2 separate regions of the Homo sapiens genome follow, and region 2 is linked to region 1. A link is a loop called in an ENCODE intact Hi-C map of the cell type or tissue named here. Cell type or tissue: endothelial cell of umbilical vein. All regions are shown on one strand. Links, peaks and the distances in the headings refer to the core of each region. The heading gives the core; the rest is flanking DNA.

Region 1 (16,573 bases), core at 4,698-12,697:
TTGAAGTGTATAACTCTCTTATCTGACAGCACACTTCCTGTGTGTCACTGTTCCTTGTAACCTTAGACTTAGTGCACCACTGTTGATGAGTGAGATTATTTTTGTGTCTGTGTGGGTAGGTGTGTGACCCTCAGTCTGGGCATTTGCTGGTGGAATGTAGACATATTCAGGCATGTCTGAAGAACCACTGGGATGGCCCCAAGACAATGGCAGGAGAGATCAAAGAGTCTCTCAGGAGAAAGCGCAAACTGTGGGAGAGGCTCCAGCTGTGAGAGTCTTGTTTTATGCTCATTTGTTGAACTGATGGTCTTCTTTCCAAAAAACGTAGATAAGAGCCTGGTGCAGAGGGTGGGGGTGGTAGTAGAGATTGTGGGGAACTGTACTGAAAGGAAAGATGGAGGATGGGAAGTGCTATGTGGTTCTCGGGATTTCCCATGACCTCTCAGGGTGAGGTTTTCCCACTGGGACAAGCTGCTGCTGCTACATCACATAAATGCCCATACCCTCACTTCCCTCATCCTGCCACGTAAGCCTCACAACCTCTTGAAGCCGCATTTTCTTCACTTGGAGTAACCAGCTATGGAGCCTGGAATATAGCTCCCACCAAACAGTGTTCTTCTTCTTCTTTCTTCTTCTTCCTTCTTCTTTCTTCTTCTTCTTCCTTCTTCTTTCTTCTTCTTTCTTCTTCTTCCTTCCTCTTCTTCCTTCTTCTTCCTCCTCCACCCCCTCCTCCTCCCCCTCCTCCCCCTCCTCCTCCCCCTCCTCCTCCTCCACCGCCACTGCCACCGCCTCCTCCTCCTCCTCGTCCTCCTTCTTCTTCTCTTCCCTCCTCCTCCTCCTTCTTCTTCCTCTTCTTCCTCCTCTTCCTCCTCTTCTTCTTCTTCCTCTTCCTGTCTCACTTTGAAGAACCAGAAGCATCTTCACTCCCATGGTGAGATTCATTGCGTAACATGCAACAGTGAAAGCAGGTGGCTACTGTATATGTGCACATATACCTGGCCACTTGGTGTAGCTGCGGAGAAAGGAGCTCCAAGACCCCTCCAAGTAAAGATCCTTTGCAGGCATCTGCAGCAGCAAGAGCAGGGTCTATTCCCTCCTCTCCCAGCAGGCTGTTGCTGTGATGAAGTGTCCTTTTATCCAGGTCAGGGCAAAATCCAATCCCCACTGATTTCTTTGTGACAGGTTTGTGGGGAAGGCAGTGGCTGCTGCTTCTGCTATCAGAGGACACAACACTCCATCTCTATCATTTGGAATTATACATGGAGCTATCAATCTGTGAGTGAACACCTGGCAAATCTCTCAGCAGTTACACACTCAGTAAGTGCTGAGAATAAGAAATGGTGTGATGGAAATGACACAAATGGTATTCCATTTCCCTTAGCTTCTCTTGTCTTTGTACTGGCCAATTAAAAGACAATTTCTGGCTGAAAGCACAAATCTTGTATCACTTTGTAAGTTTTAATCTATTTTGCAGGAAATCTTCATTAAAGTACCTCAGTAATTTCATTATAAGAAATGAAAAAAAATTAAACTATGCTGTACGGGAAAAAATAACCCTCTATACCCATCAGGCAATGAAAAGAAAGTCATTACTCACGTTTTCATTTTCTGGTGGCATTTTACCTTATTGTTTTATTCTTGTTTGCGGTTAGAAAAACTGTTCTTAATAAAAACTTAAGGTGGCTTCTTTATCTATTCAGAAGTATAAGGATGTATTGAAAACAAGTATAATTTTCTAGTGGTTTTCTTATGGTTTATTTGATTCAGCCATCAAACAAGCAGAGGGATTATAATTTTTAGTTAAGGGCTCACACATTCCTTGTATTAAAGTTTAACTTTGGTCACATTAACTTAATAATTATAAGTACAGTTAAGTATTTCCTTGATTGCTTATTAATTACATCACAAATGGCCAGGCATAGTGGCTCATGCCTGTAATTTCAGCATTTTGGGAGGCTGAGGCAGGAGAACCACTTGAGGCCAAGAGTTCAAGTTTCATATATCTCAAATGGTTATTTTTATAAAAGGAAATATAACACTATTTGAACAAATTCATATCCGTAAGTTATAAATTCTAATTGAACTCAGAAGTTTGTGTCCGATGATATCATTTGGGGGAAGTAACAAAAATATTAATATGTAATATTTAATGAGTATATAGTTCTGCACAGTGCAATATACTCTGCATTTATTTCTTTGTTTTCCATTTATTCCTTATAACAATCCTAATGGATGGTACTGCATGTACCATTATTACAGATAAGATAAGCGAGGCCTAAAGAGTTTAAGAAACTTACCAAAATTCACAGATTACAAAATAGAAAATTGAAGTATATTGAGTGCCTATGTAATGTGTTAGTCATTGTGTTGGACATTTAAACTTCTTCCTGCCTCCCTTCATCCCTCTTTTTCACACTCCTTTGTCCTTCCCTCCCTTTCTCCCTCCCACCAAACCCCTCTTCTTCCTTTTATTCCTTTCTTCCTTCCTTCTTTCCTTCATACAAATATTGATCAAGTGACTACTATGTGTCAGGCATGTTTTCAGGCACTGGATGCTAGAATAATGAACATGTCAAACAAGGTCCTGTTCTCACAGCATTTGTTCTCTTACAGAGGGAGTAAGATATATATTTAATGAAATGAATATGATCAAAGCAGACATAAACAAGTGCTATGAATCAAGAGATATAACAGTCATTAGATGGCTATGTTAGCTAATTAGTCAGGGTTACCCTTTCTACAACAGTGAGCGACATTCAAAGGACAAGAAGACATCAGTGTGGATGGTCAGGAGAAAAAGGATTTCAGGCAGGTGGAGCCATATTTAACCGTCTTAGTAACTTGGTGAGATAGGAATTATTCTTCCTGTTGTAAAAATAAATGAACATCCAAATATGTTAAAATATCCAAAGTTACAATGATGAAGTAAGTATGCTGTAGTGTGGGTGTCAGTCACAGGCATGTCAAATTCTAAAGTGATATGTTTGCCATAATACAAAATCTACTGCCCAATTAGTTGATAAGAGTATCACACACAAACATAATAAAACCTATTTAAAACAAACTGTTAGGGTCATTTTGCTTATACATTTCTTCTCTATGTGTTCTACTCAGATCCTCCCAAACTTCAGAAGTGTCAAAAAATACTAAATGCAGATTATTAAATCTTGGCCTTAATTAGGTTCCATTGCAAATTTTTTAAATAAAAAGATTGTTTTAGTATTAAAAACATGCACGCACACACACACAGGTATACACATACATACCCCCTATATGTATGAGGTGTGCATAGAAAAGGGAGAGGCACAGGGATATGTTTATGATCATGGTTGTGTGTGCATACATGAGTGTGTGTTTATTTGTAACTATAGCAGTTACCAATTTATTTGCAGATGCTCAGGTATGTGATACCATTATTTGTAAATTAAAAAAAATCCTTGCACAAAATTATATCCAAATGCTTGACTGGCCTCTAAAATCTGCCTCTTAGAGAAAATATCATGTATAGATAAAACTAAAAATGTCAGTATGGCTAGAGCTATTAATACAAGATAATAAGATGTGTAAAGGAACAGCACATTATTAACAAAATAATTTATTTATAAATATCTAGTTTTTCTTTGTAAGTAATAGGCCTTTTACATTAGAAGCAAAAAATAGTGTCATGCTAAATCACTTGCTTAAATATTATTTGTTTCCTGAGAGGAAAATGCTCAAATCATTAGTAAGAGAAGGAGTTCACTTTTCTTTGAGTAAAACAAAGCAAAAGCCCTTTTGTAAGCTCTTCAGACGTTCAGGAAAGTATGGGAGGCTGGTCTTAAAGCATAGGACATAAAATTAGGCAATCTCTGGCTTGCCATTCTAGCATAAATCATCACAAAAGTATTGACAAACATAATGTATGATGCACCATTTATTTTTGTTACATTTGTGAATTTTTCCATTAGAGGATACTGGCTGCCTGCACCAATCAGGCATTTTACATGGAACTCTGCCTATTGTTCTGTTTTGTCTGGCAAAATCTTTCCCATAGTTTTATTTTTCTTTCAGCTTATGCTAAAAATCTGTAAGAAGGGACAAAAGCCAAGATGTGCTTGTTATCCCTTGTGAAGAATTTTTTTAATACTAAAACAATCTTTTTATTTAAAAAATTCACAATGGAACCTAATTAAGGTCAAGATTTAATAATCTGCATTTAGTATTTTTTGACACTTCTGAAGTTTGGGAGGATCTGAGTAGAACACATAGAGAAGAAATGTATAAGCAAAACGATCCTAACAGTTTGTTTTAAATAGGTTTTATTATTATTCCAGTATGGTGAGGCCAACAAATCAGACGATGACTGTTACTGACAAGATAGTTTGTTATTCACAGTTCCCAAGAGGAGGGGCTACAAATGGAAGGACCAAAGTTTATAAGGAAGCAGAGTGGGGAAATGGGGAAAGCAGAGGCAGACATCTTTATTGTGGTTTTCATGGGAAGGAACAGGTGAGGCAGGGTAAACAGACTAGGTAGGTGTATGATCTGCTAGATTAAGTAATTTTGATAGGCTCCAGGGTATAGGGGCTGTCTCTAGCTGTCTGGTACCTGGTCCTGAGATGATCAGAGCAGAGGAACATTACCTCCTGGAGTGTAAGAGCCAGAGAGAGAAGGTGGTTCAAAGTAAGGCCTCTGGATTGGTTAGTTTTCATATGAAAAGCATGCTCCAGGGCAAGTCCTTTACAATCTTTGGGATAGTAAAGCCTTGGGAAGGGTGGTTTCCTCCTGTCAACAAGGCCCTAGATGCCAGAGCATCAAGAACAAAGCAAATAAGAAAATACAGTGAATATCCAATTTAGCAACAAAATAAAATGAAGGTGCATTGATTTTCTATTGCCAGATAACAAATTACGTATAGACCTAGTGACTTAAAACAACATAAGTTATTGAGCCAGGGCTGGAAGGTCATCTGAGGCTTAGGGCCCTCTTCCAGCTCTCTGGTTGCTGGCAGAATTCAGTTCCTTCTGATTGTAGCACTGAGGTCCCCATTTTCTTGCTGGCTCCTGGGCTGAGGCTGCTTTCAGCTCTCAGACCACTCTTTGGTTCTAGCTACTGTGGCTGCTTTCTTCTTCCAGGCCAGCAGGAACATGCCTCTCTCTGACTTCTGTCTCAGACTTTAAGACCATAAGAATTCACCTGATTAGATAAGGCCCAACCGGGGCAGTCTCCCTTTACCTTAACTCATCTGTTAAGAGACCTTAATTGCATCTGCAGAAGTCCCTTTTGCCATACATTATAACACAAAGTGAGATCCCATCATATCCACAGCTCTTGCCCCTACTCAAGAGGAAGGGATTATTCAAGGCACAAGTCATCTTAGAATTCTGCCTACCATCGAAGAAAATTATGCCTCCAGAAACCAAATTGAAGAATAGCTGTCTGAAAAGGTTTTTCCTTTCCATCTGGGATGTCTTCTGTATTTAAAGTGGGTTTGTATTGAAAATTTGCATCAAATAACACACGATCTCCCAGCAGAGGGAACAGACACTCCCTTTGAAAGATTGACTAACTCCTATGACTCATCCTTGAGGTCACCTCAGGACCACCAATAGTGCAAATATCCAAGAGGGCTGGTGAGGGTCCCCTGAATAGTGTGCTCAATGGCTTTAGTGCATATGAGCAGCAATACCCTGAGCAACAGCTGAAAGCTTCTCCCATTAAAGGAGTTGGGTACCAAGAGTACACTCAATGGAGTAGACATTAGAGAGTACATGAAAGACAAAGAGGAGACTGAGGGTCTGATTGGGACTGCCCTTTCCCCCTCTCTCCATGGCTCCCAGACATGCATTTTTCAAGTTCCATAAATTACCCACACTCTGGAGCTTTAATGCGTCAGTCCATCTGAGGCTGAGAATAGGCTAAAGATGGTAGAAAAGGAAATATGGAAGAAATGAGGAATGTCCAGTTCATGTTTGCATTTACTGTGTAGAAGATTTAGAATTTTAATTTTTCCCAGCTTTGCTTCCAGTACTCTAGGGCCTCACTGTGAACTAGTATATGCATTCAATGTGTGGAATGTTGTTTTAGGCTGTTTCTGAAATCTGTAAAGAATATTGAGTAAGGTAGAGAAAAGCAATGCTTACTTATTAGACATGTCTGAATGGCTCTTCCCAAATGGCATGGTCCCCCTCACTCTACCCTTGAACCAATCTGAGAGGCCATGTTATAATTAATCTTAAATAATTTGGGAAAATTAGGTCAATCCTGGACCCAATAATTCTTAACAAGAATTCTGTACAGAAATATAGTTATAATTAAGCATTAATCAGGCTGCACTTCGGCCCACTTCCTTGTAACAGAAAGTCAGGTAGGCCTAGACACTGACCATCTGTATCCCTGTTGTTCTTATAGATAGCATCTCTGAGGTTAGAATCACAAGGCTTTTGCTTAAAAATTGCTTAAGATGTGGCCAGGCGCAGTGGCTCACGCCTGTAATCCCAGCACTTTGGGAGGCCGAGGCGGGCTGATCATGAAGTCAGGAGATCGAGACCATCCTGGCTAACACAGTGAAACCCCGTCTCTAGTAAAAATACAAAAAATTAGCTGGGCGTGGTGGTGGGCGCCTGTAGTCCCAGCTACTCGGGAGGCTGAAGCAGGAGAATGGCGTCAACCCGGGAGGTGGAACTTGCAGGGAGCCGAGATCGCACCACTGCACTCTAGCCTGGATGACAGAGTGAGACTCTGTCTCAAAAAAAAAAAAAAAAAATTGCTTAAGATGCTTTTCAGATCCTGAATTCCAGTGGAACAGCTCACACCAACCAGTTAGAAGACCCTCACCTCACAGAGGAACTGAATCAGTATGAGAATACAGCGTCTTCATCTTCTTGTCCAATGCCTTCACCCTGCACTCTTCGATCAACCACTGATCTCCACACTTTGGTCAACTCTAAAACCCTTAAAAACCCTAACCCTAAAACTCCTCGGGGAGACAAATTTGAGGTTTCCTCCCGTCTTATTCAGCGGCTCTGCAATGAACCCTCTTTCTCTGCTGCAACTGGCTGTCTCGGTGTACTGACTTGCTGGCTGCCCATCAGGCAGCGAACCTATTACGGTTACAGCCATTACTGGCATCTAGTGGTGGAGGGTCAGGGATGCTGTTAACATTTCACAGTGCATCCAGTAGCCCCACGACAAAACGTCAATAGTCCTGAGGTTGAAAAACTGTGGACTAAACCAAACCTCAGAGCCTGCTCAGGGTGTGTGACTTTCATTCAGGCCAAACTCATCCCTGTGATGGCAGGTCAAGAATAGACTGAGTCACTAGGAGCTTAGGACACCGCTGCCCCTCCTCATGCCTCTTCCCCAAGGAGTGCAAATGCTCCCTGCTCTCCATAGATGCCGGCCCCGAAGCAAACTCAAGACACTGGGTCGAGAAACACAACCTCCCATAGGGGCAGGACAAAGCTGCCTTCGCCCCTGGCCTGCTGACCTCCAGGGGCTGGTGGGAAGGAAGCAGCATTCCAGAAGCATTAGCTAATTACCGCCCTCTCTAGGACTGCATTCCTTGTCACAGATGCAAAACCTAATAAATCACAGTATATGTTCCTGCTTTTTACTTTCAGGAGAAAAAAAGCAAAAATCCATCAAAGGAACTAACAGAAGGGACTCTGTATACGTCTAGGTTGGTTATGCAGAAGCAGTTTAAGGTGGATAAGCTTGAATCGAATATGCCTTTCTCATGAACAACATTATTTTGTAGATTTATGTAGATTATGTTATGTTAGGTAAGTTCCAGAAAAAAAGAAAATAGTTTATCTTTTGGCGAAGGTGGGGGAGGAGGTTGTGGGTTGTAAAACCAAACATCCTAAGTGTTTCTGGCTATTCATATCTCTGAGTAAGGGAAATACTGCTTGGACTCCTTGCTCTGTGACCTTGGGCATGGTGCAGTGGCTTCCGAGCCTAACCAAACGGGTGCGAAGCCTTATCAGCTGTGTGTCCCTGAGCACCTTTCTTAACTTTTTCATGCCTCAGTTTCCTTATCTGTCAAGTGGAGATAATGCTAGTGCTTATATATAGGGCTGCTGTGAGAATTAAGTGAATAAATATTTATAAGGTGGTTAGAATAGTTCTTGACCTTTAGTTAATGTTGCCTCAATGTTTGTTGATTAATTCTGAAGTCCTTTATCAGCTGTAACACCCTGTGAGTCAATGGTCCTTTTCTGTTGCCTTCGACAATATTATGTAATCAAAATTCTGATCCCAAATGCTGACCTGAGAGAAAATGCCTGATTCGGAATGAGCCAATAGCAGCCCCATTATATTTTCTTTACTTGGCTTTCTGAGCAGCAGTCACATTTAAGGCGTTGCCATCAAAAAGGGTGAAACACAGAGGTGTTTGATTTAGCTGACTTTTGTCAGAAACTTGATTCACTGGACACTGGTTGAGTGGCCTCATTTTGGCTGAGATTTTCATTTGAGGCTTTCTGTGTTTCCACTAGATGGCATATCAGTTTGTTCCATTGTGTTTCTGCTGATTCCTGCTCCTCTTGGGTGTAGATCAATGCTCTTGTTCTGGTTTGGGGGAAGGCTGGTGCTGGAGAAGCTTCTAGAAGGAGCATGGAAACAGCCCCATTTAGCCCCAGGGATACAGAGATGTGGGGAGGTGAGATACAAGGCTCAGCCAGCCTGGAATGGTGCAACAGTCCCCTTTACTCCCCGGCCAGTTAAACCCTGGATTGCACCAAAATGACAGGCTGAGGGTCATCAGCTGTGGTCCTGCTCACTTCCTGATGACAAGAAAAGTGGCCCCAAGGCAATCCTGAGGACACTAAGGCAGTGAGAAGAAAGATAACCTACCCCCACTACATCATGCTTGGCTTGAGGGGACTGCCAGCTGCCAGCCTCCCAACCACACAAAACGAGGATCCAACCCAGCTCCCTTAGAAACAATCAGTGCCTGCCACTTCCTTCCAAGTCTTCTGGTCTCACAGCCTCCTCTGCTGGTGAGAGGCGACAGGAGTTTGTCAAACAGGGTGAATGACATATGTCCAGCATCCACCTGTTGTCTCAGTTATTAATAATGCCTCTTTTACTCTCAAAAGTGGCCCAGTTTGGAGAAGGAAGTGTGTGGTTCATCCTGCACTTAGCATCTTCTGAAATGCTGCAGTGGGGAGGTGGATTCAGTTACCTGGAGTGTGGATGTTGTGGATGTCCCTATGCATGGGAGTGGAAGTGGGCAGAACAGGGCTGCAGCCTGGGGGCTTCTACCAGGTCAGCTGGCAGAATTAGAATCTCTGCTCAGAAAGCCCTCCATGAGCCTGGCTATGGAAGGGCACAATGCCTGATGCCCTTACCTGCCCTTCCCTGCCTAGCGTGAGCCTGTGGGTGCAGCCAGAGGTGGGATGTGCAAGGTAGGCATAGTGGGTGACCTGAGCACTGGTGCTCCAGTGAGTGAGGGGTGGCAGAGCTGAGCACTGTGGGGTGAACAGGAGGTGATGACTTAAATACTACGTGGAATAGAGAAAAGGAAGAAATGGGGAAAGACAGAGAGTTTGCAGCCAACTCACTGACTGGCCTTGGGCAAGTTATTTTTTAGAGTCTTTCTTTCAACATCTGTTAAATGATGGTGTTGATAGATCGTGGCAGTGTTTTGGAGGAAAAGGAAGGATAAGGTGTATATCATGTCTTGTGGATTCTATTTCCCAGAACCTTAGTAGGTGTACTGCACAACAGCCTGCATTAATATTATCATATCATTACTATCATAATACCATTAATTTCATTGCATTGCAGGTACTGTGGCTGAACCTGAGCTCCAGACCTTTGAGATCCTGATGGAATTACAGAGGGTGCTTACATAGGGAGCAGCACAAACCAGCTCATATAAGGTGTAATGAGTTAATCATGTAATATGGAGGATGTTACTAATGTAATATGTAATGTGAATTATTGTGATATGTAGTGTGTATCAGTATAATTTGTAGTGTGTTAGTAATGTAATATGGTTCGTGCTGCAGTAGTTTGCTGTCTACTAGGATGGAGGACTTACATGGATGTCTGGGGCAATCTCCATCCAAATGAGCCATCCAGTTATGAGCATGCAAAGCAAACATTTCCTCCCAAATGTCCACTTACATTTATTGCTTTCATGAGACAGATGAGGCTTCATGGAGTGAAAAGCTTTAAGCACCTTTTATGGATTCACACAGAGCTCTCTGAAGGATGGGCAATGCACCTAGAAACCACAGAGCAGGGGGAACAAATGAAAGAGAGGCCTCAAGACAGAACTCACCTGGAGGGAAAGAAGAGTTGGACAAGCTTCCCCAAGCCCAGCACCCAGGTCTAAGAACTGAAACCAAATGATCTTTTTCCTCACAGCTAGATATAACAGCACATCACCCTTAATTCCAAGTTATCAATGGGTCTTTTAATTAAAGTCTTACCTCTACTCCGCTCTCCTGCTAGACCCAAGCTCCAGAAGGGCAGTGACCCTGTCTTGACCTGCACCTGCACCATCTCCTTCACTCAGCCAGAGCCTGTTACTTGTGGGAACTGATCAGCATTGAGGAATGGCTCGCTGGGCCGTGTGAGTTGTCAAGCACTGACATCGCTTCACCTGTCTCCCTGGTCAGCCATGTAGGCTGTAGTAGAGCAGCTGTGGGGGTGACCCCAAAGGACCAGGACCCCACTGGGTAAGCACAGCACAAAGGGGATGTCTGTGGGCCGTGAAGCAAGCTAGGGTGAAGAACATGGAGAACTTCCCAGGCAGCCAAGGGGCCTGTGCTTGCCTGGGAGGGAGCTGCCCTTGGGGGAACTGTCAGCTCTTTGAGAAACCAGCGTTGTCTAGATCAGCTGCAGGTGACAACTAGGACTGGAGGTGACCAGGAATATTAGAGTTGGGGACTCCAGAAAGAATGAGCTTCCTTCAACCAGGCATCAGGATGTACATATTAATATAATGTGTAATGTGCATTAATGCAATATGTAATGTGTTAATCATATATTCCATATAATTACATTATATGTAATGTGTTATGTAATATCGAGTGCATTATGAATGTAATATATAATGTGTATAAATATAAGATGTAATGTGTTAATCATGTAATATGGAAGGTGTTACTAATGTGATAGGTAGTGTGCATCACTGTGATATGTAGTATGCATTAGTGTAATTTGCAATGTGTTATTAATGTAATTTGTAATGTGCTGTCAATGTAGCATGTAATGTGTATTGATGTAATATTTAATGTGTGTTAATATAAGGTGTATTAATGTCATGTGCTAATAACAGAATAGGTAATGTCTATTAATATATTACATAATGTATATTGCTGTAACATGATGGAGTGTGATATTAACATAATGTGTAATGTAAGCTGGATGTAATTAGAATTAAAATGACTGAGAACTTGGCCTTGGCCAGATGACCTGTCCTGGCCCAGCTTTTTTCTCAAAGGCCAAGTGGAGACAAAAATCACAGGTACAAGGTCTTAGGGAATGACCTGGACTTTCCACAGCCAAAGGGAAAGTCCACAGGAACTAAAGTGGGAGCCATCCCTACTACACACACACACCACTATATTTTCAAGGAACAATAACTTGTAAATCACTTTACTCTATAACTCTTATATGAAAATTACTACTAAAAGCTTTCAAAATAGTGAATACTTTAAAGGCCCTTTCAAAAGAGTAAACCTTTTAGCTGTCTTCTGGGAGCAGAAGGAAGACATAGGTAGCTAGCTAGATAGGTGGATCAACAGAGATAGATTGATTGATTGATTTACTATTTATACATCTGTGTACATTTCTGTGTATGTGTCCGGTGATTTCTTTTCATCGGGGTTTTTTTCAATGTCAGCATTATTGATACTTGAGGGAGGAGAGTTCTATGCTGAGGGGAGCTGCCCTGTACATTAGAGGATGTTTAGCAGCATCTCCAGCCTGGCCTCCACTCACGAGATTCCAGGAGTGCTTCTCCACCTGTGACAATCAACAATGTCTCCAGACAGTGCTAAAGTAGAGGGCCCCTGCCAAATGCAAAATCACCCCCAGCTGAGAACTCTTGCTCTACATTCTAAGGGGGACCACAGCAACATGTTTAGGAGCACAAATCCTGGAGCTCCATGGCCTTGGTTCAAACCCACACATACTAGCCTGTGACCTTGGGCAAGTTAACCTATCTGTGCCCTGATGTCCTCATATGTAAAATGGGGATGATAATAGTATATCCCTCTCCATGCCTTTGCTCTGAGGACTCAACATGTTAAGACGTGTGAAGCCTTTGTTACGGACCCTGACACAAAGTAAGGATTTAGCTCTTGTTCTTCTAAATCCCTAAAGCCACAGAATGGAGAAGCAAGGAAAGAGAATTTCGCATCTATAAACAACCAAGAAGAAAAGTGAGGAGGAGGAAATCTGGACATGTGCTTTGATTCTAAGCCAGCGACCCCTTGTGCCTGGAGAGCTGTAATCTGATGGAGTTCACATGAAACGGCATCTTCTTGAATTAGAACTGGATTTATGAAAACAAAATTATTTCAATAATAAGAGGGTGGTTATCAGTTGATAGATATTCAGTGTTTGGCAAATAGCTAATTTGGGTGATACTGATCCTTCCAAATCATTCTTTATAACTAGTAGCATGAGGTTAATCCCAGCTTTGTCTTTCCCCAGACCCTCCTCCTCCTGCAGGTGCAGGGTCTACTATTTCCCCCTGTTGTTAAGATCCATGGAAAGGAACCAGGCTCCAGGGCAGAAAGTCTTCTCTATTCCACTCTCACTGGAAAATGGAAAAATCCTGATAATGTAGGAGTGTGGTTCAGTTTTAGAATCACAGCTTTTTTTTTCTCTCATTGTTGCACTCTTGTGACCTTACAAGGGTCTATCACAGCATTTGGCGAACTCGGAGTAGCAAGGAAAGTATCCAAAAGCCAATGAGGGTTCCCGGAGGGGCATAGAACATGGGCCTCTGTGAGGTCCAGTCAGTGCCGATGCAATTTAACAGGCTCCAACCCGGTGTGTGTCTGAAGAGGAGAAAGCTGCACTACAGCCGTCTGGCTTCAGGGAGGGTGAGGGGGCAGGGGTGGAACAGATTGCTTTCTAACTTGGAGCTTTTGCTTTCCAGCCAGCCCAAAATTATAACACTCTTGATGATAAGAGCAAGCAGCATGTTCCAGGCTTGGTGTGTGTGCGTGTATGCATTTAAAATAATCCAGGTTCCCCAACCACCCTCTTAATGGTACCACTAAAGTGGTAAGAGGCTTGACTTTTCCTCGAATGTACATTTCCTGGGAAGAATGAGGAACTCTGCAAAGGTCAGTGTCACCATCTGGACTCCAACTGACTTGGCAAGTAAAATAGACAAAGAATGCGGGTCTTTTCTACAATCGATTGCTTTTGGCATGCAGATGAAAATGAATAAGCAGGAGCCAAATTTTATAATGGCTGGTAAATCTGTGGATGATCAACGCTGAAACCTCTGTGACTCCTTTCTTTCCATTTATCACCATTTGTCATATTCTGCTTCCCATGTTTTTGGAACGATGACCAGATGGAAAGCAGACTGCAGCCATCAGGCAGGTGAAAAACAGATGGCCCAGGAGGGAAAGAAACCAGAAAACAGGCAGGCAAGGTGGCCCGGCCTAAGGACCAGCCAGGCCATTTCAGGCGCCAGGGCCCAGGCAGACTCCAGAGACTGTCCCAACACTGTCGGAGCTTGACTTTGTCCCCAGCATCATTATCAATGCTAGGGCACAGGTCGCCTTTATTTATCCAGGGAGAAGTGTGAGACAGCATGATGAGAAAGGCAGGCTTAGAGGTCGAGTGTGCTTCTGAATTCCAGTCTTCTTGGTTGTGGCTGAGTAAAGGTGGATGTGCCTGTTCTAAAACCTTTGAACCATAAGAACAGTAAGTGCTTTATATTCCCATTCATCTGCATTTACTGATTCTCTATGGTTTTTTGCACATTACAAAGAAAGGGAGTCTTCTGTGTCTCCTCTCCTCAGCCACTCACGAATCCCTTAACAATAAGTGTGAAAGTGCACACACAAGCATAACAAGGCTAAAGTTGAATTCGAACTTCACGCTTCTCAGTATCAGAAGTTGATCCCAGAGCTCCTTGGAAGGAGGGGCTACAGCCCAGATGTTCCCAGAGTAAACTTCAGGTACTTGATGAAGTCTTCTGGATAAGATGCCATTATTTATTATCTCCCACCAGGAAGAACCGACTCTGATAAAACCACATTAGGACACTGTCTCTGGGAGGAAATGTTTCTTATTTTTTTAAAAATATTAGTTCTGGGGGTACATGTGTACATTTGTTATATGGATATGATGCTAAGGTTTTGGCTTCAATTGAACCCGTCACCCAAGGAGTAAACATAGTAGTCAATTGGTAGTTTATCAGTCCTTACTCTCCTCCCTCCCTCCCCATGTTTGGAGTCCCCAGTGTCTGCTCTTCCTGTCATTATATCAATGGGTACCCAATGTTTAGCTCTCATTTATAAGTAAGAACATGTGGTATTTGGTTTTCTGTTTCTGCACTAATTCACTTAGGAGAATGGCTTCCAGCTGCACCCATGTTGGTGCAAAGGACATAATTTTCTTTTTTTATGGCTGCACAGTATTCCGTGGTGTATTGTACCACATTTTCTTTATCCAATCCACCATTGATGGGCATCTGGGTTTATTCTATGTCTTTGCAGCTATTGTGAATAGTGCTGCAATAAACATGTATATGCATGCAAAGCTGAAGCCCAGTTTCTTCTTTTATGCCAGGTTTCCTCTTCTCTTTATTGAGCAGCCTCACTGATGTTGAACAGAGCAGCTCAAAAATAATCCCATTTCACCCAATGAATAAAATGTTTTTATGTCATTTCCTTCTGTCCTGGGTAGGGCAAGAAATGTTCTCAGGTTGTCAACAATCGAGGGATCATAGGTTCTTCATTTTGGAGAGCACGATTGGCAAGGATCAGATAAAAGACAAGAGGAAAAGGGAGAGGAGAAATAGAAGCAGATCAAAGACAAAAAGGAATAGGAGGAAGAATCAGAAAGTGGGGTCCCAGAGGCTTCTGTGGGGTCACAGAGACAAAGGGGTTGTTCCTCATACCTTCTCTTTGCAGGGAATACCTGGGAGTCTGAAAACCTTTGTTCAAATAGTAACTCTGTCATATATCTTTTTTACATGACTTTTGAGAGTTATTCAGTCTCTCTGAACCTCACAGCATTATTATTACTATTATTTTTTACCACACAGCATTATTGGGAAAAGGGGTATGCCATGAAAGTCCCAAGAAGGAGACAGGTATCCTATACTTGTTGAATTTGCAGCTAACAGCTATTGAAATGGCCACCAGTACCATCAGATACTGTCCATGATTACCATGTTCTAAAATGGCCCCTAACCCCAGGAAAGGTACAAACATAAACTTCAAAATTGAATTTGAATAATATGCCCCTTTGCACTTAAAGATGACTCTATTTTTAAAAATTCTTAGAGCAATATTTTAAATTTTAGGGTTTATATTTCATTGAAAATTTGTAAACTATGCCAAACTATGACAATAAAATTGTTGTAAAAGAAGAAATCATCACATAGTTGAGTTTAAAAAAAAGAAGTGGGAGGAAGAAGAGAAGAAAAAGACAGAGATGAAGAAGAAGGAGAAGGAGCAGGAGCAGGAGTAGAAGGAGAAGTTGGAGGAGGAGAAGAGAAAGAGGAAGGAGGAGGAAAAGGAGGAGGACGAGGAGGAGGAGAACAATAATAATAACTATGGCAATCAGTCTTGGGTTAATTATTTTGCCCTCAATGCATTAAATCTAGAGAGAACTGTGCAAAAATGCCCCAAAGAGGAAGGTTATTTGAGAGGTAAAGAGCCAGTTAAGAAACAGATAATCTACTTTCTCCCATCTCCTCATTGTTACTCTTCAGGAAAGCACTGCCTGCATGACGAGGGAGAGAGGCTGAAGAGGATGGGTGAGCAGGGCACCATGTCTACCAAATAAACCCATGTAGGCCCAGTCCACATGATAGCCCAGTGTTTTCCAGTGGGTGCCCCACTAAAACGTGAATCCTTTAAGGAGTTCTCTGACAGAAGATTCTGGACAAATGTATTTGGGAAATGCCACAAACCATGCTCCTCTTTTACAGAGTGTTCCAGTGCTCATTAGCACATCAAAGGCTCTGGTAAGTTCTGAGGCTGAAAAGGATACTGGCTTTGCTTGTTATCCCTGAGGAGCTAGGGTTCCCTGGTCACCTTTTGGGAATCACTGGACTGACAACAACAGTATATAAAGTTAACACATCCCATTTGTACACCACTGTAGAGTTTACAAAAAGTGTTCACCTATTATAAGTTTATTTAATCTTCCTTCCAATACGTTGAAAGAGATTTTATGATGACTTCACTTTCCATTTCACAAATAACGAATCTGAAGTCCAAATGTTTAGGATGGCCAGGCACAGTAGCTCATGCCTATAATCCCATCACTTTGGGAGGCCAAGGTGAATGGATCACTTAAGCCCAGGAGTTTGAGACCAGTGTGGGCAATATGGCAAAGACCCATCTCCAAAAAAAAGAAAATTAGCTCGGCATGG
Region 2 (16,573 bases), core at 5,856-13,855, 70 kb before region 1:
CATACTGAACCACCTCCCTATCAATCCATACAGTTTATCCCTCTAATATCCACAGAGAAGAATGTCATTCAAACCCTGATTCTGCACTAATACCCCTCCTTCTACCTGGCATCAATGCAAGAGGGCCTAGGAGAAGTCCCAGGTCTCATCTTGGGTATTTATTATTAGCAGAACTGGGTAAACAACTAGGTTTTTCACTTTGGGAGCTTTCCCATTGCAAAATTGTGCCCTTTTGCCAAATATTCTAGTTATTGTGGAAAAACTGAGCAATGCGAATTGGCTAAGTTACGTAAAGTGAAAGATCTCAGCCCAGTTGTCATAAAAATCTAAGGGACTTCACACTGAAGGACTAGCAGGAGTATAGAAAGAGGGTGTTGTGAACTCAAACTCTTGACTATTCCTTATCAGCCCTAGCAATGCACAGGGGCTAATTCAGCAAACATTTCCTAGAGAAGCCACAACAAATACATTAAGCTAAAAATGAATTCAAAGAGAAAGCTGTCCAAGATCATCTTATTCTATCATTGCACTTCAGCTTATCAAATGTGCACGTAGAGATGATGGAGACTCCAGCTGAAAAAGAGATGATAAAGAATGCCTAATAATAGGGTACTGGTTTTTCTTATTTTTCTTCTCCTTGACTGTCTGACCTGAAGAATAAAAGCTAGAGAATTATGACTGAGCCAAAGTCAGGCTTCTGAAATTAAAGTCAAACATACAGTCTTTAGTTTCCTTGGTGTTTGACCACACCTATACAGACTAGACATGCAGTGACTGTGTTTTCTTTACTTCTTCATTAAGAAAAATTCCTGGAGTTGTTTCACCTCCATGCATTTATTCCTGATCACATGCTGGAGAATATTTCCTATCTGTCATCCATTCTGTTCCACTGGCTTTGGTTTGCCATTGTGGTCACCCTAACTCAGAGTGATAGTTGAGTTATGACTGAAAACTCACCTCTGCTTACTTCCCTTCTGAAATCTGTGTGTACTTAGTAGGCAGCAGTAATTCTAAAGGTGCAGCCTTACCATTTATCAATCAGTAAATAACATATATCACCTAGTACGCACATCAGAAAAAGTACTTGGGTTATCAATTTAAACAATCATTGCAATCTCTTGGGCAAAAGTCATTATGTTTTGTTTTTCAAATTGCTCAGTGGTATGTCTTATCTTGCCAGTCAAATCTCATTTTACAGTGTGGACACCAACAGCAAAATTGAACCGAAGCTGTAATTCTTGCCTTGGGACACTAAATGGTTATATTCTTTCTTTCTGGCAAGGAGTAAAGTCCATTGGGGGTGCAAGGGAGAAATGTAGGTTTGGTCTTAGCTATAGATTCAAATTCTAGAGCTGCTACTTACTAACTCAATGATCTGAGGCAAGCGGATTGACTTATCTGAGATGGTTTTGCACTAGTGAACTGAGAAAAACAGTTTACCTCCCAGGGTCCTTATGCAGTTTGGAGAAGGGAAGGCATGGGAATTGTCCTGCACCACGTGTGTTCTGTCAGAAGACATCAGGGAATGCAGCTCCATGGTGAGGGGCAAAGGTGGCCAGCATCAAGGTCCTCTTCCTGCTGGTTGCACTCAGACAGGGAGCTCCCTCTGTTTTGCCTGAAAACTCACCTCTAGGAACAATCATGTGCAAAGCCATCTTATAATACAGGAGTTCTCATCTCCTCTCATGTTTGAATTGTGGGACACAGAAGCCGTGCACTCCAGTTCCTTCAAGATCTGCTGTTTTCACTAGAATGTATGCAGAGATCCTGAGCTGCCTTAAAATATCTTAAACAATTTGCATGCCCTCAAAGTGCTGCTGCACCTCCCAGGGAGAGCAATGTAGGTACTAGGCTTTTCTGAGTCTTATTCTAGTTCTTTTATTGTCCAACCACTTGAATAGTTAAATAGTTTAGATTACTTGAATAAATATAATTTAATTAGCTTGTTCCTAGGAAACCAAGCTTTATCATGCCAGTTTTCCTGAAGTGCCTTGCATTGTACTGATAAGCTATAAAGTTTGTGCCACTTAGTTAACTTTCTAACTTTCTTGGCTTTTATAGGATGTGTGTATTCCCAGCAATCAAGTGTGAGAATCTATCTCTTATCTTGGTTACAGAACTTAACGAAATATTTGTCGCTGCTCAGTTACCCCTTCTGTTCTTCATTTGTTGATGAAGTGCTTATACCACCTGACACTGAATCAAGTACCAGATATAATTTCTGTGCTGCTGTGTGAAGGCGCAAAGATATGTCTGCTATTTGCTGTTCCTTGTGATGTGGTGTGCTCTTACTAGCAATAAGTTTACAGTGAAAATGTTTACTTGAATTGTAGAAATGCACCTGGATGGAGTGAACATAGCCCAAGTTTGGAAGCAATAACACTTGTCAGTTCACTGAGTCCTAGAGATGGAATTTTAGTTTAGTTAACAGGAAGCCCACGCCAGCAAGGTGCTTTCTAGTGTTTGTTTGGTGTTGGATTTCTTCCTCAGATTGCAGTGAGTGGGGTGAGATTGGGAGGCACAGGTGATGGGAAGCTTCTTTCATAGTTGCACACTGGACCATGTGAATGTTTATGGGGAACATATGAGAACATGTAACCTAGGCACAAGCTGAAATAAAAATGACAATACTGATGCCAATCTTTCATCATAAGGCTAACCTTACATGTGGCCATGAAGAACATATGGGCATACAGAGTAACAGAGGATTCTATTAACTTCAGCATTTTATTCAATCAATCCATCCATCTACCTACATATCCATTCATCCATTTATCTACCTATGCATGCATGCATCTTTCCATCCATCCATCCATCCATCCATCCATCCATCCATCCATCCATCCACCTATGCATCTATCCAACCATCCATTTATCCATCTATCCATCCGTTTATCCATACATCCATTCATCCATACATCCATCCACCTATGCATCTATCCAACCATCCATTTATCCATCTATCCATCCGTTTATCCATACATCCATTCATCCATCCATCCATCCATCCATCCATCCACCTATGCATCTATCCATCCATCCATTTACCCATCGATCCATCCATCCACCTATGCATCTATCCATCTATCCATTTAGCCATACATCCATTTATCCATCCATCCATCCATCCATCCATCAATCCATTTATCCATCCATCCATCTACCTATGCATCCATCCATCCATCTGTCCATCCATCCATATACCTATACATCCATGCATCCATCCATCCATCCATCCATGCATCCATCCATCCATCCATCCATCCATGCATCCATCCATCCATCCATCCATCCATCCATCCATCCATCCATTCACCCATCCATCCATCCATCCACTTATGCATCCATCCATCTACCTATGCATCCATCCATCCATCCATCCTTCATTTTTTAGTTTTATTAAATGACTTTTCCTCTCTCTTAAAATTCAAGCTCAGTGTAACTTCTAACTTTGAAAGTTTCCTGTCAGAAGGGCTAAGTTCAAGTGTGGTTCTCAATATGCATTTATTCTATTATGAACAGTAAATCCCTGATGTTAAATTTGCAGAGTGAGATTGGTATTACCAGTCTGATAGATAAGCAGGTAAATAACAGCTCCCTTTAACCCACACACACACTCCTCATACCAGCCAGGTGCAAGTATTGTGGTAATAATGCAGACTAATGTAAAACATAATTTACCATCTAAAGATTATGTTGAAATTCTGCTTCCTTTGTAATATGTTCCTCTTTTTTAAAAATTAAAATCAAGCATTGGAGAGATTCAGACTTTGTCTGTGTTTTTAACACTAATCTTAACTAGCATTTTTAAAATGTTACCTCCAGGTCACTGTAACTCATCTCTTGAAGACCCCAAGCAGATAGTAGGGAATATAGAAATATTTGCATCCTTCACATTAGCTGCAACGAACTCAAAGCAAATCAAAAGCAGCCTCAGAATTCTTTTGGCCTGCATTCCACAGAAAGATTCTTCCAAAAGTTAATCTTCATCATATAGGCCAACAGTAACCAATACTCCTGGATCTGATTGAAATTGGCAACACGCAAAAAACTCTAGTGAGCTTAGAGCTTTAAGAAAAATCAAGACTTCTTCAGTGGGCATTATTCTTATTCCTAAGCCATTATCCAAAACAGCAAAGAAACCAGACCCTAGCCTAGATACATGATTCGTTTTAGCTCTGATGATAACAGCTGCTATTTGTTGAAGGTTTGCTGTGGATCAGGAATTAGATTTAAATGCCTTATGTCTACCGTGTCATTTAATTATTAATTTATTCTTATAGCATATTGACTATCATATCAACAAATCAGAGTATGTAAGACAGGTATTATTCTTCTTACTTTATAAATGATAAAACTAAGTCTTGAATTAAGTCACTTGCCCAAGGTCAAATAGTTGGTGAACTGAGAAGCAGAAATTCAAATCTTGATCTCACTTCACAGGCCTCACCTTGAATCACTGTACTGGACAGCCACCTCTGAATTCAGTCTTTGTGGGTGGTCTCAGGGTTAACTGGGCTGAACTAATGGTTCACACCACAAAAAAGGCAAAAATGGCCAAAAATGAACATGTGTCAGGCAAAGTTCTGTTTGATTTCCAGCTGTAAACACCTTTCATTCTCTTTCTCCTTCCTTCCTTTCTCTTTCTCTCTCTTTCTTTCTTTCCTTTCCTTCTTTCTTTCTTCCCTTTCCTTCTTTCTTTCTTCTTTCCTTTCTCTGTCTCTCTTTCCCTTCCCTTCCTTCCTCTCTCCTTCCTTCCCTCCTTTCTTTCTTTCTCTCTCTCTCTTTCTTTCTTTCTTTTCTTTCTTTGTTATTATAAATGGAATTACTTATAAGGATCTCGTATCCTGGTTTCAGATACAGTCTTATGAAGAGGTTCCCAGCTGAAGAGATTGGAAGGCAGATGGTAGCCCTCCTTTTTTCTTTCCAGTAGTATTTTTAGTGTCATGATGTAATGAAGTAAAGCAGTGGCCTCAACCCTGACCACATATTAGAATCACCCAGAAAGAATCACTCATTTTTTTTTTTAATGTCCAAGAGATTCTGATTTCATTGGTCTGGGGTGGGGCCTGGACATCAATGTTGTTTGTAAGATCCTGAGATGACTGGAATGAAGCCAGGCTGAGAATCAGGCATATGGCCACACAGAGAGGACTTTGGGAATAGAACCAGGATGCGGTAAACTCCGACGTAGAATCCAGGTCTCCAGCCCCGCCTTGCCTTCCCCTGAGCCTCTCTCTCTGACTTCCTTCTGTTTGTAGACCCTGTGATGACGGCGCCTGTAGAAACCTTCTGTGGTCATGGAGGTGTCTGTGCCATTTCCTGCACATCATGAATGAGTCACTAGCCCCTAAAGAGCATCTTAGACCGACAATACCCATGTGTTAACTAGCTCAGGATGTGTCCAATTCCTTTAGCTGATCCTTTGGTCAGCTCCAAGGCCACAATCTGGTTCGTTGATTACATCTTATTAGAAAGAAAAGAGATTCAGAGTACCTGCTGGTAGTCATTCATTCTGCAGATAATACTGTAAAAATTACAAGACTAACTACCAGCATCTCATTAGCAGCAGTTCTCCCCTCCCAGGGCTTGGGAGGAGACAAGGTTTTCCAGGGGTGAAAAGATGTTCCCCTCCCCAACTTACTTGAGTCCTTGAATCCTAGGGTGTGCAGGGACTAAGATGGAACCAGAGATAATGATGTTTTTGGCATGGTTAGGACTTGCTCAGTTCTGCCGGAGGAGGCAGTTGGAGACTGGAGGTACTCTTAGTGTCCTCTCCTGTCAGGCACTTCAATAGCTCTCCCAGAGATAAACCCACTCCAGATCAGATAAGGGCACTGCCTGGATGAAATAGAAAGCACTCCCAGGAGATGCGGAAGTTAGTTTGGTAACAGCCAGGTGAGGAAAGACAATAGATCTATATTCTGATCTTAAGGTCCAATTCAGGTCAGGTTTCTGCACCAAGCCTGGGATGTGTCGTGGTCCCTGCTTCCCTGGTATTTTTAGAGCTTGAACTAAGACACCAAAGTCCACCTCTTGGTCCTAAGTTGTATACAGACCTGGGAGAGAGAGAAGGAGGTACAATCTGGCTTACGTTACACAAAACACATCAAATCTGGTACAATTCTTTCTTTCCCTCTTCTAGACTTTGGTGGGTTCGAAACCAGTTTAACCACAAAAAGCAGTCACTAGCGGCTTTGTCTCAGGTTCAGTTTGTATAAACAAGATAGTCACAAAGACAAAAAAAAAATTAATAGGAGAAATAAAAAGACGGTTACATTTCTTAAGTGGGTCAAGCCTTATATAATCTAAAAATGAAATAAAGACCCAAGCTTGAGGGTCACTTAGCAAATCTTTATTCATATAACAAATGGCCAACAATAGAAATGAAACTTAAATGATCTCATGTAACTTACTCAGAAACACAGTGGAAACAAAGAGTTCGTTTTTAGAAAATGGTTATTTTATGACAATAACCGTCTAGTGCTGGGCCAGCAAACTATAGCTCCCAGGTCAAATGCAGCCTGTCATTTGTTTTTTGCAAATAAAGTTTCATTTCAAGACAGCCATGCCCATTTGTTCACAAATTGTTTATGGCTGTTTTCAGGCTAAAATGGCAGAGTTGCAGAGTTGTGATAAAGAAATATAGGCTGGGCATGGTGGCTCACGCCTATAATCCCAGCACTTTGGAAGGCCGAGGCGGGCAGATCACCTGAGGTCAGGAGCTCGAGACCAGCCTGGCCAACATGACAAAACCCCGTCTTTACTAAAAATACAAAAATTAGCAGGGCATGGTGGCAGGCTCCTGTAATCCCAGCTACTTGGGAGGCTGAGGCAGGAGAATAGCTTGAACCTGGGAGGTGGGGGTTGCAGTGAGCCGAGATCACGCCACTGCATTCCAGCCTGGGTGATACTCCATCTCAAAAAGTATGGCCGCGAAACTCAAAATATTTACTGCCTGGACTTCTTTCAGAAAAAGTTTGCCAACCCTCGATCTAGCAGATCAAATACTATAAAATACACCTTTTGAAACAGGCTTTCTGGGGAAAAAACAAAACAGGTTATTTCCAACAAATGATTATTGAGCACCTGAGTGTAAGTGTTGTCCTGTGAATTTCAGGAAATAAACAGATGCATCTTTAATAATCCTGCCCTTAAGAAAATTACAGCCCAGCAGGAAAAAAAAAATCAGAAAAGAAGATAAACAATTTTAAAGTGTCAAAGCTCAAAAAGCCACACAAAATCTTAACTTTCTAAAAACGTGGCCCAAATCTCAGTAATTATAATGATAAGAAGATTAAAAGCAAGAGAAGTTCAATAACTGAGCTGAAGTCACACAGCCAGGTAGAGAGGCAGGGCTTGAATCCCTATCTTTGTTTCTTCCTTGCATACTACACCATTTGATTTAATCATTTTATTTGTTCAACATTTACCAGGTTTTAATTTAGCATCTACAGTGGGCCCGGCACCCTTCCATAGGATATGGAGACTGCAGTAAACAAAACAGACTTCCTACCCAGACGAGCTTACTGTCTCTTTCCCTTAAGCTTATAAGTGAGCATACAAATAGTTTGTGTAATGAAGATGTGGGCTGGGGGAACACAGAGCAGGTGGCAGGAGGGGAAGGTGTCCCTGATGAGGCTGCTGTTAGATAGAGCCTCCTGGGGATGGAGGAGTCAGCCAAGAAGTTGCACAGAAAGAGCTTTAGCAGGGAAGGCCTCCAGAAGAGAGATGCTGGGCGTGTGTCAGGAGAGGCACGAGGGCAAGGGCTTAGGGAAAGACGTCCTATCGATCTTCATAGGCCATCTGAAGAACTTGAAATGGAGCTACTTGGGGAATTTAAAATGGTTCCAATGTTGGATAAAGCCCCACCTCTTTAAACTCTTTGCCTCTGAGTGCTGGTTTGGTTGGGTCTCAAAGAGTATGTGTGTGAGTGTGTGGCAGGCACCATGGGGTCGGAGTTTCCACATATAGCCCCGTGTGCAATCTTGGTTCACAGTAACCCCAGCTCACTATCACTGGGGCAGAACCTGCATCAGAGAAGCAGCAGTGGAAACAGCGTGCATTTAGGATCAACTTCAAGTTGATTTGGGAAGTGCATAACTACCATATTGCTGGTTCCCTGGTTACATTTTCTGTTTGGGTAAACAATCAAGAGATGGTATGAAAATTGCACATCCAAGTCTTGCCTGCACAAAACAAAATGACCAATTATCACAACGTGGATTAGAGGTGACTAGAGCCCAGAAGTGTGGCCGTGGGCTCCAGGATCATCAGCCTGTTAAGAATAATCCTCTCTGGACAGTGGAAAGCCGCTTTTCAAACACCGACTCTGGGACCATGTGGACAGAGGGCAAAAAGGGAGCAAGGGAGAAAGCCATTTTTTTTTTTTTTTTTTTTTTAGATGGAGTCTTGCTCTGTCACCCAGGCTGAAGGGCAGTGGCATAATCTTGGCTCACTGCAACTTCCACCTCCCTGGTTCAAGCGATTCTCCTGCCTCAGTCTTCCAAGTAGCTGGGATTACAGGTGCCCATCACAATGTCCAGCTAATTTTTTTTGTATTTTAGTAGAGACGGGGTTTCACCATGTTGCCCAGACTGGTCTCAAACTCCTGAGCTCAAGCAATCCGCCCTCCTTGGCCTCCCAAAGTGCTATGATTACAGGCATGAGCCTCCATGCCCAGCCGTGAGCAAGTCATTCTTAAACAATTTAGACTAAAATGTGAGATAATTCATGAAGGGTGGAAATCCCAGATTGCTTCGATAGTATATTTTGCCCAGATTTATTTAGGTAGTTGCCTCAGCATTTCACACTGTAACAAATTCACTGTTGGTAGCAGAGGACCTGGATCTAAGAGGCCAAGTTCATTTGCACGAGATGAAAATTCCACCGTGCTGTCCCAGGCCTCTGCCATTCGCCGGCAGACTGGGAGTGTCCAGCAGGCCCCGTCACAGAGACTGTGGGCTCACCCTGCCCACTTGTGTTTTGAACTCTAATATCCCAACCTTTGCTGAGAAATCTAGAACAAAATCAATACTCCACTGCAGAGGGAGGGTGGCTTGGATGTTTTGCACTTGGAGAAACTGCAAACCTGAAAATTATCAGGAAGAAAAAGAAAAATCTTACCAAAGCGCAAACCAGACACTTGGCACCCACCCTGTGTGACACAGGGCTCCCCGCCTGGCAGGAAAACCACAGTAAAGAACTGATTATGCTGTTAGAACGCATTCCATGGGCTGTCCAGGGCTATTTTTATTTTACAATAAAGTACAATATGTTCCATGATGTTCTCTATCCTGGGCATTCTTCCTTGTATTTGCATACTCATTAATCCTGGTAAATCACAGAGAATCTGTCAATAATTTGAACAAATTAACCAGATTTGGGTGTGTTTATTAACTTCAAGAGCAATATTAATACACATGTATCATTTTTATTATAAGCAGAACACCAGTGGCTGGTACCACCTGTTGAGTATGAAAGCCCTGAATGCGAGATGTGCATTTCAAGAAACTGAGCTCCAGGAAGACAGACTAAATGCCAAGGTTTTACAGACTAAATGCCAAAGTATGATGCTCATCAGCAAAAGGAACCATATTTTTAAATCTTTTTGTTTTTTAAAGAGAGATCAATTTTGAAAATAATGTTTGGTCAAGTGTTATTTGGTCAAAAAATGTACTAAATCCATGTAATAGAGCATTCCAGGAACTTTACCCATAAGAAAATAAATGTTCCTGTTTTAACTTAGACTCCATAAAAATTAAAACTGTTTTGGAAGAAGGAATGGCTTCCCTGTAACATAATGGATATTCAACAACTCAGATGCATTTTGAGAACAACTTTCCATCCACCTCTGAAAGGAAAACAGACAACTGGTGTAAAATTACTCCTAAAGCCCAGACCATGTATTAATACTTGAACTGAAGAAAAACTTCCTTGCTAATGCTTAACTTGTTATCTTAACCACTTTTGCTTTTTCAGAACTTCCTAGCTACTTTTTAACCATTTCCAATCAGGAAAACTGGCCAGAGTGGCTTCAAATATAATCATTAGGCCTCTAAGGAAGGTCTAGACTTGATGAACTTTGCAAATTCCTCCTTGTTTTTATTCTTTGCAGACTTAGAAAAGTCTAGAGGTCAAGATGGGGTTAGCCACCTGCAATGCTACGATGGGAGTCTATATTTCTTGATGGCCATTAAAAAAATAACAGGAAAGCAGCAATCACTGTAATAAAATGTGCTGGTACTTGGAGAAATAAAGGTAGAAAGAGGTAGAAAGAACCCATAAATTTAAGTACAACTATCAAACTATTCATGGAGAAAAAATAGGGCATACACTCCAAAACTAGAGGCTAAGAGGCTGCAATAAAAACAAAGCTCATATATGCAAATTTACACCTTGTAAGAAAACGTAAATAAACCACAATTCTTGTTCTAATGTTTTAACGTCAACTTTGCTGACAAGATCAGGAAACTTGAGCCAAACATCTGCATCAAATGATAAATTCATGGCAAAAATGTCCTGTTTCCACTGTAGGGCAGTCACGGCAAAGCAGACATAAAATAAATGTTTTCTACTTTACTTAAAGTTGGGATATGGGCCCAAGCTGACTTCTCCACACTAGGAGTGGTGGCACTTGTATTTTGTTTGTAACTCAATTTTTTACTTTAAGATAAGGTTGGCAGACCTACGATTTCTCGTATCTTTGGTTTGCTCACTGGCCTGCAAAGATCTTGTGCATCTATGCCATACCTTGTTCTCTGTATATTATTTCTAATTAGTTTTCCTAGGGTACCAAAAATGTGGTTGAAATTAAGTACCTTTTCGGCCTTGCCAGCTGCAATGGAATTTTTTTTTGAAGCTCATCAAGAGAATAAAGGGGAGAAAGTGAAAAAATAAAAATAAATCAGGACCCCAGAAGAGGCTTCGCAGAACGCATGTGCTCAGATTCTCTGCCAAGGGAGTCCTCTAGACTGCTAGTTTTTGGGGAGGTGGGGTCCCTGAGCCGAGAGCCATAACTAGCTATTGAATTGAACATATTTTATGGCTTCGTGGCTTTGTGACCTTGTCGTGGTCAAACAGCAACCTGTGGGAACTGAGCAGTGGTCACAAACATCAAAGTTGTAAAATAAATGTCAAATCAAAGAGATTTCTGGTTGAATCCTTAGAGGTAAGTGTCAACATGCCTTTAGGGACACCTGCCTCACTGAAATATTAAACACAAAAGCAGCTAGTTCTGAATGCTTCTCCATCAGCACCATAAACATAGATCTTTTCTTCCTCCTCTAATAGCAAGCCAATAACCACCTTCTCAATGGAAAATGGTGCTTCTGCAAGTCACCCTTCATCACCACCCAGACATTTATTGTCATATTTGAAAACTATTGGTAGGGCTTTAACTTGCAGATCTTCCCAAGTGACTTGCTTTTCAACTGCAGAATTATTTTTAAGCAGGGAGCAACATCTGAGTACAAAAATGTGAGAGAGAGAGAAAGGTTAAAGAGAGAACTGAAAGGGAGAATCATTTTTTACTATACTTTTGTTTTTCTACACCACGCTCTGGACAATAACATATTGGAAAGCACTTTTATCTAATCATTCTGACTCTTCTCCCCTCTTTTCCTTCCAGTGGGGAAAACAACTTCCTCTTCTGAACAATCTTTCAGAGGACATTCCTCCTAGAGTTTAAAACATTACAGTCTCCAGAGCCCAGCGCCAATTCCGTGTCAGCCCACAACCCGCTCTGGTTGCACAGCTTCACGAGTCACAAGGACTGGATGGACAAGTGTGTGTGCCTAGTGACTGCCTTCTCCCAGCACATGCACCATGTCCCGGTGGCATTGCCGGAGATGGTCCGTGCCCTCTCAGCCCAGCAGCAGACCCTCAGGCAGATCACCATCTGTGGAGACCGCCAGGCCAAGGACACCAAAGTTCTGGTGCAGTGCGTCCACCCTGTCTACATTCCTAACATGGTGCTGATTCTGGCTGATGGGGACCCCTCGAGTTTCCTGTCCCACTGGCTGCCTTTCCTGAGTACCCTCCGAAGGCAGGAAGACCAGGCCACTGCGTATGTGTGTGAGAATCAAGCCTGCTCAATGCTCATCATGGATCCCTGTGAATTACGAAAACTGCTACATCCGTGACTGCCCCAACCCTCTTGGGCTGGGGCAGAAGGTAGAGCTTCCCAACTGACTAAAGACTCAGGTCCTGCAGGGCCGTGTAGAACTTGTGGCCATCCCTGAGCACCCTGCCACCAGGTGACTTCAGCCATACTCACTGCCTCCCTTGGGCACCCACTCACCCTAGAATAAACTTAACAGTATCCTACGGTGGGGAAAAAATTACAGTCTCCAGCCTAGAGGACAGAATTAGGCTGTTTTGCTTTCTATCGTTATTGTTACTGTTGTTCTTGTTGTTGTTTTTAGCTTGTGTGTTCCCTTTGTCTTTGCAATTAACAGAAGGACATACCATTGCGATGGATCTTTAGGATGCCCATATTTATAGCTGAACACACTCACTGGGCCCTGCTGTGTCCCAAAGGGTAGCTCTCTTCTTCCTTCTCATGGTTTTCCTCTTGCTCCTTCAAGCTTTGGAAAAGGCTACATTACTGTAGTTCACTGGACTTGGTTATGTAACAAAAGTGAGCCAGGTACCTCAACACCATTGATCCTTGTGGACAGCCAAGGTCACTTTTCATCTTTGAATGGAGGTCAGCAGGAAAGACGAGATGGCTGGGCTGGCAGAGTCTGCTGCCTGCCCCCCCGCTCACCTCCATCCTGCACTCCTGTGCTAACAGCCCTCCATTGTGGCCACTAAAACACCACATTTCTCAGCCTGCTGTAAGATGCCAGGAGAAGGGTATTGAGACAGTGCAATAAAGAGTCTGACTACATTTCTGATGTCTGGCTGCATTCAAATCTCATTACTCCCTCTTCTCCTTTTGTTCCATATCCAGGAAGCTGAAAAGAAGGCCCAGGTGCTCCCTCCTTTGGAATTGGTGGGAAATTTAAACCCCACAAGCCTCTACCCCTGTGCAAAAGCCTTCACCCCAGCCTCATCTCTACCCACAATAAACGCCAAGCCAGTCTCTCTTCTCTGGATTCTAAAGCTATTTTTGGATCATTATGTAAGCAATAAACCTTTCCATACTTTCTTAGTGGATTCATATATGGTATCATCAGTCTCAACATCTGAACCAAATTTTGGGTGAGAAGTTCGTCCTGCCTCTGGGAAATCTCTTTAGAAGAGTTTGCCAATAGACATGTCATCTTTGCCCATTGCCCCTTTCCCTTCCTCTTGCTGCTGGTGGACCAAACAGCCCTCTTGTAACACAGAGTACCACGCCTGTGCCAAGGATGACTGAGTAGAAATGAAAAGGAACTGGGTCCCTGGTGACATTGTGAGTTACCCTCCCACCCATAGACTGTCTGCTTCTGGACCCTTCAGTCAGGAAGAACAAGCTGAATGTGTGCAGCCGCTTATAGTTGAAGATAATCCCAAACATAAGGCTTATGATTGAATAATCTTTTATGACTTCAGGAGCAGAAATCAGTATTTTTCCTGGGATGTGAACAGGCAACAAACATAATACTTGTACCACACATAGGAGTAAGCCATTCTCAGTGGAGGGCCCCTGTAGCTAAGGGACACTGGAATTTCCAGGGCTAACCTCATTTTGGGTGAAACGTTAGGGGAAACAAGGCTGCATAAATTCACAGGGAGAGCCTGTTTCCATCACTGGAAAATGGTCTGAAAATCAGTCTACAGTAGATTTTAAAGATAGTTTCAGAACAAAGCATCTGACTTGGGAATCCACCCATATGTGTCTATCTCATGCTGTTAATGGGCTTAAGAAAATGAAAGTGTCAGGAAGAAACGGCATGTTTATGGAGCACCAAGTCAGCCACTAGCAAAGTACTAGATATGCAGACAGAGGAGAATACAGGCTTCCTCCCCTACCCCCTGGTGGAGGGTATTTGTGCAGTAATACTCTAAAAAGTCATTAAGAGAATGACATCAGGTGCCTTCTAATAGAATTAGAATTTGATTTCATTTGTCCAAAGCTTTTGTTATGTTTATATTTTTCTATATGGATACAAATACCAGCCAGAGCAAGTGACGGTGAAGAAAATCATGTCAGCCAGGTACAGGAAACTGAAAGCTAGACTCACCATCCCTGCCTCAATAAGCCCAATGGCATTTCTCATCCTGACCTGGCAGGTAAGACAGAAAACAGAGGGGTTGGGATGCAGAGCCTCCTGGGCCTCCATATAAGCATTGGGATGAAACAATATAATATTTATTTTTTGAAGAAATGCATGAATAAAAAGTCTATGGGCAAAAGGAAATAATACAATTGTGGAACAGAAATATTAACACAATCTAAACCATTTATCATTAGAAAAATGATATATTCTGGAAAAAAACATTTCTAATTGAAGCTCATCAAAGATCCAAATGTTTTATCTTTATATTTCACTTAGTTGTCAGTAAAAATTGCAAACAACTTCTAGAGTGCTTTACAGATGAACAGATGTTGATATCTTTAAGCGGTATTTTATAAGTAACTTTAAGTACTCAGTATCTTAGTAATTTTGCTAGTCCACATTTCAAAGACAAAATTTGAAACATTCATATTATTGATAGAGTAAATGTGCAATCAAAACAAAGAAAAAAACAGGAGGACAAATTATACTCACTGAGCTCTTGCTGTGGCACTCCCTATGGTAGCAATCGAGGGTATCTACACTTGATTTTCAAGGAATAATAAATAAGCTCAAATTCCAGCTCAACTTTTTTTGTTTGTTTTTTTGCTTGAGATGAAGTCTTGCTCTGTTGCCTGGGCTGGAGTGCAGTGGCACGACTTTGGCTCACTGCAACCTCCACCTCCCAGGTTCAAGCCATTCTCCTGACTCAGCCTCCTGAGTAGCTGGGATTACAGGCGCGTGCCACGACGCCCAGCTAATTTTCGTATGTTTAGTAGAGACGAGGATTCACCATGTTGGCCAGGCTGGTCTGAAACTCCTGACCTCATTTGATCCACCAACCTCGGCCTCCCAAAGTGCTGGGATCACAGGAGTGAGCCACCATGCCCAGTCCCAGCTCAACTTTAAAAAAAAAAAAATAAGAAATTTAGTTAAATCTCAAAGCAGTTTGTGAAATGATTTTCTGACAAAAAAAGAAATGGAAAGAAACGTCTGCTTCAAGAAAGAACCTTCAAAAAAGAGTGCAACGTTTCTGTGTCCAAAGAGTGATTATAGCTACTCTTCAATGAGTACACTGATTTTATTTTTCCTGAAAGTTAAGGTCTCAGTGGAACTCCCAGTATTTCTTGATTTTAGCATGAAATACCTTATGTGGGTGTCGAGACATCATATCTGTGTTTGAGCATGGAGAAAGTGATCTAGCAACACACCCAACCTGCCTGACAGGTATTGTCTGTACCTGAATGGCTTACTCATGAGTCACAAAACATCTCTGTTGCCAGATTTGCGTTTGATTTCATTCTTACTTGTCTGACTCGGGATGCTGAACAAATTTTAAAATTCAAAAATATAAAACATTGTAAAAAAGGATTTGCTCATTATTCAGCTTCTGAAAAAAGATGTCTTTATGCATAAACTCATATTTGTTGAAGTGTTTATATAAGAAAAAGAGCTCTCTAGTAATTCTAACTGCAATATTCATGTTGGTTCTCTATAACCATAGGAATATCAGACATTGAAGCAGTTGTGATAGTTTCAGTGCATTGCTGTCCTGTTCATAAAAGGCTCCAGAGTTGTGAAACTCTCGTTAATAACTTGGAAAGTTCCTTTAGGCTTAGCCTTGGGCAGTCTTTTGAACAGATCACAAAGTTACAAAGTCTCTTAATTACCATTGTTAATTCTTGCTAGAAGGAAGTTGTTTCTATTGGGTGTTTCTCTTTAGTCGGCCAGGAACCCAGGGCTGCAGTAAGTAATCATTTTTCTATATTGTGTAGAATAATTGGACACAAGGGTGTCCAATCTTTTGGCTTCCCTAGGCCACATTGGAAGAAGAAGAATTGTCTTGGGCCACATAAAATACACTAACACTAAAAATAGCTCATGAGAAAAAAAGAAACCCTCAATGTCTTAAGAAAGTTTATGAATTTGTGTTGGGCCACATTCAAAGCCATCCTGGGCTACATGTGGTCCCCAGGCCGCAGGTTGGACAAGCTTGGTGTAGACCTTTCACTCAAAATATAATCTAGGGCTTATAACAAAGATAAAATCTAACATATTTATCAAAAAGAGCCCAAAGGAGGTGAAAGGGAGTGGAGCTGTGTTGGAGGAAGCTGACAACTGTTGGTAACCTGAATGCACAGGAAATAAATGAAGAGACTCAGAAAGGATAAATAAGAAGATTAATGAAAGAAATTCTACAAATACGTATTTCTCTCCTTTCTTCTCTCAGCTTCTTTAAAAGACATAAAACTATATAAAGTAATAATTATAACAATATATTTTTAGGTTCGTTACATATATATAGGTAATATGTATAATAACAATATTAAAAAAGAGGAAGAGAGAATAGAGCTATGTAAGAGTAAAGT

The links. A loop is a pair of places that touch in the nucleus more often than their neighbours do. Peaks named below come from ENCODE experiments on the same cell type or tissue, not always from the same donor. Only the 100,000 strongest peaks of a DNase experiment are listed, where the experiment ranks them.
Region 2: a loop joins it to region 1, with 4 times the contacts of the local background. A loop is called at or near these places in 3 of 110 quality-filtered maps.

What each region holds. Positions count from the first base shown.
Region 1 is chr21:38,162,809-38,179,381 of GRCh38, reverse strand. It overlaps LOC124905020 (a long non-coding RNA gene), which reads right to left. Exons shown (of 3, transcript XR_007067862.1): 2 at 10,114-10,213; 3 at 7,682-8,584. Among named protein-coding and RNA genes, the nearest start is that of DSCR10, 35 kb to the left of the region's middle. RefSeq lists an enhancer at 7,313-7,607. In endothelial cell of umbilical vein, for the core only: CTCF peaks have their summits at 7,096 (motif pointing left) and 8,974; DNase peaks (open chromatin) are centred at 7,371, 8,461 and 8,941; H3K27ac peaks cover 2,433 bases.
Region 2 is chr21:38,233,797-38,250,369 of GRCh38, reverse strand. It overlaps a transcript of KCNJ15 not described here and the pseudogene SPATA20P1. Among named protein-coding and RNA genes, the nearest start is that of KCNJ15, 15 kb to the left of the region's middle. RefSeq lists enhancers at 5,036-5,085, 5,166-5,245. In endothelial cell of umbilical vein, for the core only: no CTCF peak of the experiment used is centred there; DNase peaks (open chromatin) are centred at 8,899, 9,069 and 10,079; H3K27ac peaks cover 2,143 bases.